2 separate regions of the Mus musculus genome follow, and region 1 is linked to region 2. Evidence: chromatin loops called from intact Hi-C (ENCODE). Cell type or tissue: heart. All regions are shown on one strand. Links, peaks and the distances in the headings refer to the core of each region. The heading gives the core; the rest is flanking DNA.

What was found. A loop is a pair of places that touch in the nucleus more often than their neighbours do. Peaks named below come from ENCODE experiments on the same cell type or tissue, not always from the same donor. Only the 100,000 strongest peaks of a DNase experiment are listed, where the experiment ranks them.
Region 1: it touches region 2 in a loop (4-fold over the local background); 10 of 42 quality-filtered maps call a loop at or near these places.

Annotation. Positions count from the first base shown.
Region 1 is chr6:29,022,174-29,027,531 of GRCm38, forward strand. Mir129-1 (microRNA 129-1) reads left to right here and starts at 446; the gene lies at 446-518. In heart, for the core only: CTCF peaks have their summits at 1,291 (motif pointing left) and 2,194; a DNase peak (open chromatin) is centred at 2,178; H3K4me3 peaks cover 314 bases; H3K27ac peaks cover 239 bases; H3K27me3 peaks cover 4,310 bases.
Region 2 is chr6:29,140,957-29,146,331 of GRCm38, forward strand. Rbm28 (RNA binding motif protein 28) reads right to left here. Exons shown (of 19, transcript NM_133925.2): 10 at 2,598-2,707. Among named protein-coding and RNA genes, the nearest start is that of Rbm28, 21 kb to the right of the region's middle. In heart, for the core only: a CTCF peak has its summit at 2,868 (motif pointing left); no DNase peak of the experiment used is centred there; H3K4me3 peaks cover 341 bases; H3K27ac peaks cover 1,108 bases.

The DNA of each region.
Region 1 (5,358 bases), core at 1-5,000, 120 kb before region 2:
TGACAGCCTCTTGGGGGGTGGGGTGGGGCTCTTGGTGAGTCCCCAGGAGGAGTTGGGGTTGTTAATGCAGTGGAATCCAGGACATAGGAGATGCCTGGGTTGACTGACTCCCAGTCATAGCAGGAAACTGTAAAATCCTCCTCACAGGACAGGGGAGGAGACAGATTCCAGCTGCCCCCGCATGCCAGAGCACCAACCGCTCTGTTCCTTACAAGCCTGCCAGGTGAGAATGCGATTGACACGGGGTGGGTAGAAGCGGGTGCAACTGGGGCTCCTGTCACCTGGCTGCCTGAATTTATCCTAAGGCTCCCCCTCTCTCCCCTTCCCTCTCCCACCCTCCTGCTCTCCAGGTCCCAGCTCTGCTTCCCTGACCCCATCTGCAGTCGCAAGCAAGCCCCAGCCCTGGAGGGGCTGCACCCTGCAACCTTCCCACAGCTGTCTCCTTTGGATCTTTTTGCGGTCTGGGCTTGCTGTTCTCTCGACAGTAGTCAGGAAGCCCTTACCCCAAAAAGTATCTACGGGAGGCTTGGTCTACAGGGGAGACCCCCAAGGGCTCCAGGTGAGTCACACCAAACTCAAGACTACCATGTGGATCCAGGGCGTCTTTGCCATACCTTAGTATTGCTGGGTGACCATGGATCAAGCCCTAAGCCTTAAGTTGGCAATCTTCCTAATGCTGTGACCCTTTAATACAGTTCCTGATCTTGTGGTGATCCCAGCCATAATATTGTTTTGATGCTACTTTGTAATTGTAATTTTCTACCAATATGAATTATAATGTAAATATCTGATATCAGGATATATATGACCCCCAAGTGAGTCGTGGCCCACAGATTGAGAACCACTGTCCTAAGACATTCTGTGCCCCAGTGACCTCATACCTTTCCTGATAGACAATGTTTAGTAGGAGTGGCTTTAGTCAAAGCCAGCGAAGGCCACTTGGGTAGATGTTGCTGGCTATCATGGGCACACCTCTCAGGGCTGTCACTCAATATGCCTAGCCCTCCTTCCTGGCATTGGGTAGACATGAGATCCAAGACAGGCCTGGCTATTGGAATCCTGGGCAGAGGGACCTGTGACTGGGAACACCACAGTTGATCCCAGCAGCCGAGTGAAGATGGTAAGCCTCTGCGGCAGGATGAGGTGTCTGCCTGCCGTCCCTTAGCCTGAGTCAGTCACCATGACCCCCTTTCTCCTGTGAGTCACTACTAGTCCTTCAAATAAAATCCTTGACTGCTCAAGTTAACTGAACGGATATCATTACTAACCTCTGATTCACCGCCATCTAGAGGGAGGAGGGGGGATTGCACACGCTAGAGAAAGGGGGCCGACTTGGGGGAAATCTGCGGTCAGTCATCCTTAGAGGAGGCGTTGAGGAGAGTCCATACACAAGGCGTGAGGTAAAATCCAGGGGAACTTTCTGAAGCTCCGTGTTGCAATAAAGAGCAGAGGACTGACATAGGAACATTTAAAGACCCCGCGTCCTCAGTTTCCAAAGGTGGTAAGGACAGGTGATGACAATTGCCGGTGGTGGCTCCTGCCAGTGTAAGGGAGTTGGGTACAACTCTGCAGCTGTGGTGAGGCACGTCAGGTATGGCCACATGGGCATCCATCTCATTCACCTGTGCCCCCACCCTACTTCTGTGCTTCCTGGTTCTATGCCGTTCCTTATCTGGATCTCTCTGCTCTTTTTACGCCCAGGTGCGGGATGGGTGGGCAACCCTGGACAAAGAATGGGGTGTCAATCTCATTGCTAACAAAGTCACAGATCTTGAGAAACAAAAGCCCCCAGAAGGTTACCTCCCTGTGCAGAACCACAGGAGGCAATTCTAAGGGGATATGTACGCTGGTGTGTGAGTCTCGCCGAGTTCAAGGGTGGCAAGGGAGCCTACGTGGGGCTGCTGGAGTGTGCTGTGGCAGTTCAGGAAGGAGAGCTGAGTTCACAGGTCAGAAGGGAGAACTGCAGGTGTGGGGGGTGAACGCCACCACCTGGAGACAGGAAGACATCGGCGGAGAAGGCACGACATGGACAGGCCACATTACAAGGCTGACTCATGACCACAGGAGCTCAGGGTCCCGATGCTCTCTGACTTCTCAATTCTGGCCCCAACAAAGCAGGTTTGCTAGGCCACGGTCCCCAGCATGCGGGTTGGAACGGGATGCGTAGCTCAAGGGCGGCATCGTGCGGTCATCTTGGGGAACTTCACCCTACATCCTCTATTGAGTGAGGGTATTGCTGTCTGACTCTGGAGGACAGCAGTCTTTCCTTGCCGGTTAGGGATTTCTGTGCCAAGCAGTCCCTCCCCAAGAGCCGCAGAGCCTGGGGCGAGGTAGAGGTAGGTGGGAAAGGATGCTTATATGGGGCGCCCTTCACTGAGGTTGTTTACAGTTTGCTCATCACCCGGAATAAGTCACCTCTCAAAATGGGTTTTCTAGGAACACAGCCTGGACATTTGACTGCCCCTTGCTCCTCAGTCGAGTACCTGAAGTCTCAGTTTGGCTCCCTCGGGGAACTGCTCCCATTAGAGGGTATCTTTTGGAAAAGACTTCAGCTCCTAACGTTCATAGGAAGAACCCGGACTTCCAAGACAGTCAGATCCGTCTTCTAGGACTAGCTGTGTGCTTTCTGGAAAGTTCTTAACCCTCTCTGTTCTTCACTTTGTTCATCCTCAGAACAGGGATAATAACAACTTCCACAGAGGGCCGTGGGTCCCGACTCTGGGCCCAGTGAATGTCAGCTTTGGGGTGGGATCCACGTGACCACCTGTGTATAGCTTTCTTGTGTTGTGTGTGTGTGTGTGTGTGTGTGTGTGTGTGTGTGTGCGGTGTTGGTAACCAGGCAGGAAGGAGGTTGATGCAAAGCCCCTTTATTGGCATGGCCCATACGTCCAGAGAAAGGATTGAGAGCTTAGCAGCAGCGAGGAAGCCTAAGGGTTTCCCGGAGTCCGGCTGGTGCAGAGACATCAAAGGTGGCTGGAGTTATCACTTCCCATGAGCCCGACAACTGGCGACTCTGTAAACCAACATGATATCAGCTACTTTGTTCAGCCACCCCACCTGTGAACATCTTCTGCCTGCAAAGCTTCTCTGTTGTTCCCCAAGGTCACCTGCTCCCAACGGGACCTGGGGGCGTGACAGAGAACACCAAAGAACTTCCTGAATGAAGCTGGCAGTCACACACAGGGGACTGGACAGGGCCTATTGGTGCTTTCACATTTATACCCTAAGTCCTGGGGCAGCTGCTGACCCCAGTCACACAGCATCTCTGTTCTGGACTCTTTTCTGTCCTCTCCACTCTCTTCTTCGTTCCTTTCCTCTTTTTTCCCCCAGAGTCTGTACCTTGTCCAGCCAGGAATTATCTCAGATCTGACCCTGCCCTTGAAGAGGTCCTGGGGTCCAGGACACACCCATCCTGAAGGCTGTGCCCTTTAGAGGTGTGGTCAGGGCATTCAGGACAGGAACAGAGCTTGTGGACCAGTGTTCCAGGACATGGATCCTTTGCTGAAAGACTAAGAAGTCCCCTTTTAAGCTCTTTTAATATCAAGGCTGCAGGATCATTGATACAACCCAGGGCTCAGTCTTTTGGGGCAGAGACTCTCAAAGTAGGGGCCTCTTTGATACCTATCGCTCAGCGTCACACTGGAGGGTTTTTTGTTTTTTCTGTTTTTGTTTGTCGTGTCTTCAGAGAGCCTGTAGTTCAACGGTTTTCAGCACCCAATGCCTCTGTCCAGAATTGAAGGTGGAACCCAGAAACGTCATAAGATGACTCCCTGCGCAATTGTGTGTAAGAACCACTGGCCCAGGGCTCAGCTTTGGTGGAATCATGACAAAAGAGTCCAGGGGTTGACACTTGGAAATGGGAGTTGCTGAATGGCTATAGTTTTTACAAAGAAACACTGGGAAAGACAGAGAAAGAAGAAAGATAAAGAACTAGGTAGGGCTCCCCTCTGGGGAGAGAAGCAACGGAGGAGGGGGTCCTGGAAATCAAACTTCCAGTGCTGAGGAGGTGGTGGATGCAGCCAGGTTCCTGTGTTCTCAATTTGACCCCCACATCTGAATGAGGGTCAGTTTCAGAAGGGCAAGGATAATTGACTGAGGGTGGGGGAAGCCCTTTGGGCATCCATTTCCGCAGCGGAGAAAAGCATCCTGTGACTGCTTGTTGGAAACCCGGGGAAAGAAATCCTGAGAAGGCTCTCCCATATCTCCGCCCTTCTCATGTAAATGCAAGTGTTGCCGGGACTTTGTAGCACTCTCTTTTTCTTTTTTTCCTTTTAGTTCTGAAGTATTCCAACCTTACAGCAAGATACAAGTAGGGACAAGACAAGAGCCATGTACCTACCCCAACAAATGGCAGATGCTAGCATTATGCTGCATTTACATCAGATTCTAAAAACAAACAGAAACAACAACAACAACAAAAACAACAACAGCAAAACCCAACGCCTGAAGTCCCTTCGTGTCGCTTTCTCTCCAAATACACAGCCGCTGGTCTGCACTCCTTGGATAATTTTCTCACACATGTGCTCGCCCCATATTACTCATAAATGACAACTAGCAGTACTTCGAGCGAGAGCTTTTTATTTTGCATATGCGGTGTCAGAGTGACCCTATCGTCTGAGAACTCGCTGTGTATTTTAAAATCTAGTATTGTGTTTCCAAGCACACTGATTTACTTCTGAATAACTGGACAGCACAGGAAAACCACAGTTCATGCCCCCACTTTCCGATGGACATTTCAGTTTGCCCCAGCCTGGATACAGCCTGTTCCTTCAGAAACTCGTGTTGGAATTTGATTGCTGTCACATCAGGGTTTGTCAGTCAGGGGCCTCCACCCGTGTGAATGGCTTAATCCATTCATGCTCTACTAGGTCAGCTCAAGAATGGCTTCCTTATAAAGGCGAGTCTCATTTGGAGGGGCAATGCATGTGGGTTATTCCAGTGTAGGCTCAAGCAAGAGGATCCTGAGTTTGAAGCTGGCAGCACCTGCCTTAGTCACCGTTCTATTGCTGGGAAGACCATCCGTGGCCCAGGCAACTCTCCCAGAAGAAAGCATTTAATTGGGAGCTTTCAGAGGTTTTGTTTATTACCCTCTGGGAACATGGTGGAATACATGCAGGCATGGTGCTGGAGAAGTAGCTGAAAGCTACATTCTGATCCATAGAAAAAGAGAGAGAGAATGGACCTGGAATGAACTTTTGAAGACTCAACCCCCACGTACACACACATGCACATACACACGTACACACACACACACACACACACACACACACACACGACATACATCCTCCAATCCTTCTAATCCTATCAAACTCACTTCCTCCTAGTGACTAGAATTCAAATATTTGAGCCTATAGGGGC
Region 2 (5,375 bases), core at 215-5,214:
GCGGCAGAAGATAATATCCTAGCTCTGGGAGATATGGTAGTCTTATATGAGAGAATTCTTTTTGAGTTTTGAGGTGTAAATATATTATGAAATAGACACCATTGCTCTCTTCAGACACACCAGAAGATGGCATCAGATCCCATTACAGATGGTTGTGAGCCACCATGCAATTGCTAGGAATTGAACTCAGGACCTCTGGAAGAGCAGTCTTAACTCTTAACTGCTGAGCCATCTCTCCAGCCCAGAGTGGAAGCAATCTTAGACAACAAATATAAACACTGAAAGCAACAGGTAGACATGGGCTGGTAACATCTGTTACTATAGCTCCTGTTGCTATACTGGGTCTGCTGGAAATAGTATTCCTGTCAAAGATTTCTATAAAGATCCCTCATTGCTTCCCCATACCATGCTTTCTGTACTGTTCAATTAGTATGAGGCAAAGTCCTTTATTAGGGACAGACAGTAGACACAAGACAAGTGGACAATTCAAATCAGGCTTACACTAAGCCCAACTAATCCAAGAGGAAGTTGCTTTATTTTTGTTCCTTAATACATATACGATCTAGAGATGAAAGTGTATGGAAGGTATGCATAGGTTATATGCAAACACTGTGCCATTTTATATAAAGAACTCGAGTACTCGCAAATTTTGGTATTTGCCATGGTCTTGAACAAGACCCAGTGGGTACTGAAGGACAAGTGTAATGAAAGAAATAAAGGATGAAGAGGTAAAAGATTTCTAACAGGCAGATTGCCTAGTCATCCCATAGCAAGAAAATCAGGCCAGGTATGGTGGTGAACACCTTTAATCGCAGCACTCAGGAAGTAGAGGCAAGCAGATTTCTGTGAGTTACAGGACAGCCTGGTCTACACAGTGAGACCCTGTCTGAAAAGAAAAGAAAATAGAAGGGGGGAGTGGGAAGGGGAGGGAGAGGGAGAGGGAGAGGGAGAGGGAGAGGGAGAGGGAGAGGGAGAGGGAGAGGGAGAGTCCACAGTATAAGGAAATCACTGTCTCAGAATCAGTGCTGGCTGGTTCAGTCTCAGCATCTCCCTAAGGTCATGGATCACGGTAGTTCTAGGCAGTAAAAAGGCTTGCTAAGAGAAACAAACTGTCAAGGAACACAGAAAAAGTATCAGAAAATTCCAGCAAGTTAGAGCCAGCAAATGACAGAACATTGAAAAAAATTAAAATTATGGTTTTAAAATGATTAACTATCAAGACTGAGGGAACAGAAAAGACGTCCAGCAAATCACTTGTCGGCTACATTGTAGAAGTGTTAATCTAAGAGATAAAAGTGAAATAGTGCCGCGCCCGCACTCTGGGTGTTCTAAGAGATTCTAGTTGTCCATTCCAGAAAAACAAACCAGAACTGAAAAAGGTCCTGAGGTGTGACCATCAGAGCTGAGGACATTTTATTACCCTAGTCACTTACCAGGCAAATAAGCCGAGCTCTCAGTGAGCCAATGTCCCTACCTCCAGGGAGCTGTTCAGTACTGCCTACATTATTTTAACTGAGTAAAGGTAAAATTGACCAAGTCTTATCTAATCAATTCCTATCAGTTGAAAAGTAAGGTTTAGAATGGAAGTTCTTAACCACGGATAAACTCTTGAGAAGCCACAAGGCCTCAGACACAGCGTTTTTCTGAGGAAAGGGCTCACAGCCCTGCTAGGGAGTCAGTGAACGATGACCTCAAGGCTTATGATGGTTTACCTCCCTGTGACTTGGCTGGGCAGAGAACCACCCCGGAGACCGAAGCCACACCCTCTAGGTATATTTGTGAGTATGTTTCCAAAAGGAGCAAGGGGAAAGATCTTCCCTAAAGGTGGGTGGTACTTCATGGTCTAGGGGCGTGGGCAAAATCAAGGATGCGGTGAGAGCAGACCGTTAGCACCAGCCACCCTTTCTCGACTTCTTGGCCCAGCATGAAGATGAGCGGCTCTGCCTGTGCTCCCATCAGAACAGACTTCATGCTCTGAGATGGGAGCAGAGTAAGCCATGCTTTCTTTATGTCAGGATAAAGCAAACACAGAGTAATGGGAAGCTTAAACAGAACGGCTGCAGTCCATGGGGTAAGAGCTTAGAAACAGGCTAATGCGATCTATGTGTATCTGTTCACACACTAATACTCAGCCCTGTGCTAGAATGAGTGCTGATCCCTCAAGAGTAACAAGCACTATGAGGATAATATTCCCGCACCACTCCTATACATAGTTTCCCTCTGACTGCTGCCATGCAACAAAGTTTCTGTCAGTTTCTATCTCTAACAAAAGCATCAAAGAAAAAAGTTCCCTATTAATTCTGAGCAATGTAGAATGATTAATGCCCATGAGATGCTATCACATTTGAAATGCAAAGGAGAACAACAAATAGAATTCATTTTCTTAAAGTAAGTAAGCAAGAGCTTTAAAGGCTGAGACAAAATTAAGGCTGGCAAAGCCATTAAATTGCTGAATTCCACGTCACGAAGGACAATCTCAAAATGTCCTTGGGCTTTTAATGGAAGCCAAGCCAGAGACAGAACAGACTGTGTACCGACCAGAACGGCATGGTTTATGCTCTTTCCTGATGTCGGGCCTGGTCAGCCGAGGGCAGTACCTTTAGAATGCTCTGTGTCTGGATGCAAGACAACTCGGACATACTTAAGATCCCCAAACTGTTGGAGGACCTCGCCAAGTGCCTCTTCTTCTGAGTCAAATGAAAGATTTCTGTGGAAGAAAAACAGGTCACACGAATTTCAGTGACAAAGCAAGACCTTGAGTTTTGATCTGAGGTATATGAATTAGACATCGACAAATGATGTCTGCCTTGTTCACATCCATTCTCCCTTCTTCAAAATAGCAGTAGCACACAAGAGCGGCCCCTAGTGGCTAAGCCTTGGTCTATCAGTCTGGCCCTATGTCCCAACCTTCCTATATCAGATTCTGTCACTTGAAAATTTAAAATTTAATAGACAAAAAAAAAGCCAAAAAAACTAAAAGCTGCAGATATAGATACATTAACTTCGAAACTGAAGTGTCACAGATACTGGAATGATACAGATATGCTATAGCATGACCTGATAATCATGTGGCTATATAAATGAAAACTTTGCTTAGCTGTACCCTTAAAGTAATACACTTTACAGAAATACCTTGTGCCTTCATTTTTTTTTTTTAAAGATGGCATCCTAGAGAAAAGACCCACAACCTCCAGCAGCGGGAATCTAAATTTCCCAGACTTTCACTGCCTACTCAAGATTTGCATCTAGACAACACCGATTCTGTGAACAAACCAGTATTCATCCAGTCTGTTCTCTTTCACTCACTGGGGCTGAAATTAGTTTTTCTTATTACAACCAGAAGTTTTCACGGGAGTCTGGTAAGAAACATGTTTTTCTTTTATTGAATTAGACATATTCCCCGCCATGTTTATATGAAATCTGGATCTCAGTTAAAATTTTCTAACGAGGGCAAAATCTTTCAAAATAACGCAAAAGAAAAACATGTTAAGATGACTAGGTCACGGTGAGATGACTAGGCAAACGGGAAGGGAGAAGGGGAGAGAGAAAGGGGGAAGGGAAAAGGAAAGAGCAGGAACCATACATTGAATATCCTTAATCTGAGAAGCTAAAGCTTTTTGTGTATTTTTAAAATGTTTAGTATGCATATACATGCATGTGCACCATGAAATGCATGTGATGATTACAGGACAATTTGTAGGAATCTAGTTCTCTCCTTCCAGCATGTAAATCCTGAATATCAAACTCAGGTTGTCAGGCTGTGTCAAGCCTTTTCGTACCAAGCCATCTCACTCAGCAGTCTGCCTACAATTTAGTAAACTAACCTGACCTAGAAAATGCAGTAGGACCTAACTCCACTCTGTATATTCCCCTGGAAACAAAAGGCGTATCTTTCTGTATTCTGGACATGACTTTAAAAGAGAAGCTAGAGGCTAGCTGGGATGTAGCTCAGTTGGCAGAGTGCTTGCTGGTGTCTTAGTTTGCTTTTTATTGCTGTGATAAAGCCATGACCAAAAGCAAGCTGGTGGGGAAAGGGTTTATTACAGCTCGCCCCTGGAACTGGAGTTGCAGACTGCTGTTGAAGGTATGAGGCCAAATCTGCTTTTGGCCTACAGAATCTCCCATGCACACCCTCCTCTCCATCCAACAGTGGCTAACTGGGGAGTTTCCCCCCAAACTCCCTACATTCCTACACTTGATAAGTACATTCCATTCAGTTCTGTGTGGTTAGCAAAGCTTTCTTTTCACTTTGGGCGGTTGTACTGCTAAGATCTGGAGTCCTCCGCCTCTGAAAACCCTGTCCACAGGTTCTAGATTCTTCCTTAGGCCCACTGGGGTCTCTCTCTTGGTGACATGAGTCTGCTGTGACCCCTTTGTCCCAGAGATCTCAAGATACATACATGAAGATGCCCAGTCTCTCAACTTAGACCCACGGGCCTCCACTGGTGATAGAAATGTTTCCTGCACCAGTAAAACACATTAATAGTGCACTTTAGCTCCCAAATGCATCTCTGCTTTCCCTTCTGCTGCTCCAAGCCCTGTGCTGTGACTCTTACACTCTCTGAACAGTCCTACATGACACTGTAAGCCTCTGCAGCATTTCAGTCTTAGGAGTACTGACTGGCAGGCACTTCGTGCTCACCAGCTGCTGGGCTGCTCATGCAGCCTACCTCACCCACACCTCCCTACAGCCCACACTGCCTGAGCCTACCTCAGCAAGGATGCTACACTCCTCAGGCCCCCACTACAGGAGGTCCCCCTTCTCCTTACCCATCAACTGCCCGCCCAGCTATACTTATTTCCACGTCAGCCCTGCCACTCTGCACAGCCCAGTCTGCCCTCCAACACTCCGTAACAACCCCGTATCTTCTCTCCAGTCTCCCTAGGAACTGCAGCTTCCTGAGCCCTATGTCTGGCTCACAGTGAGATCCTTTCCTCGCTATCTCCTCCATGAGCTGCCTGCTAAGTCTGACAGCTCTCTTGGGTCCCTCTGGGCCTGCGCAATGTCCTTCTTGGAAGTCCTGGAGCTTCTTTATGTCCATGTCTGGGCTACTGTGACCCCTACCCTTCACTCCCTCTTCTGCCACTGTGGCCCCCAGAACTTGTTCCAGCTGCAACCTAACAGCTCCTCCCTCCCCCTCACCGTTGTCTCTTCAAAAAGCTCCCTCCGTTCAGCCTGATGGCAAGCCCACTCCAATCCTAAAGCCAATTTCCCACCACCTACCGTCCAGACGCCAGCTCTCCCTCTGCTGCTACGCTACTGTTACAACTGCCTCCACTTCCTCTTCCCAGCTCCCTTCCTAAAGCCAAATTCTCCACTGTTGACTGAACTACAATACAATTTATTTATGGTTGCCTTATCAGATACCTCTCTC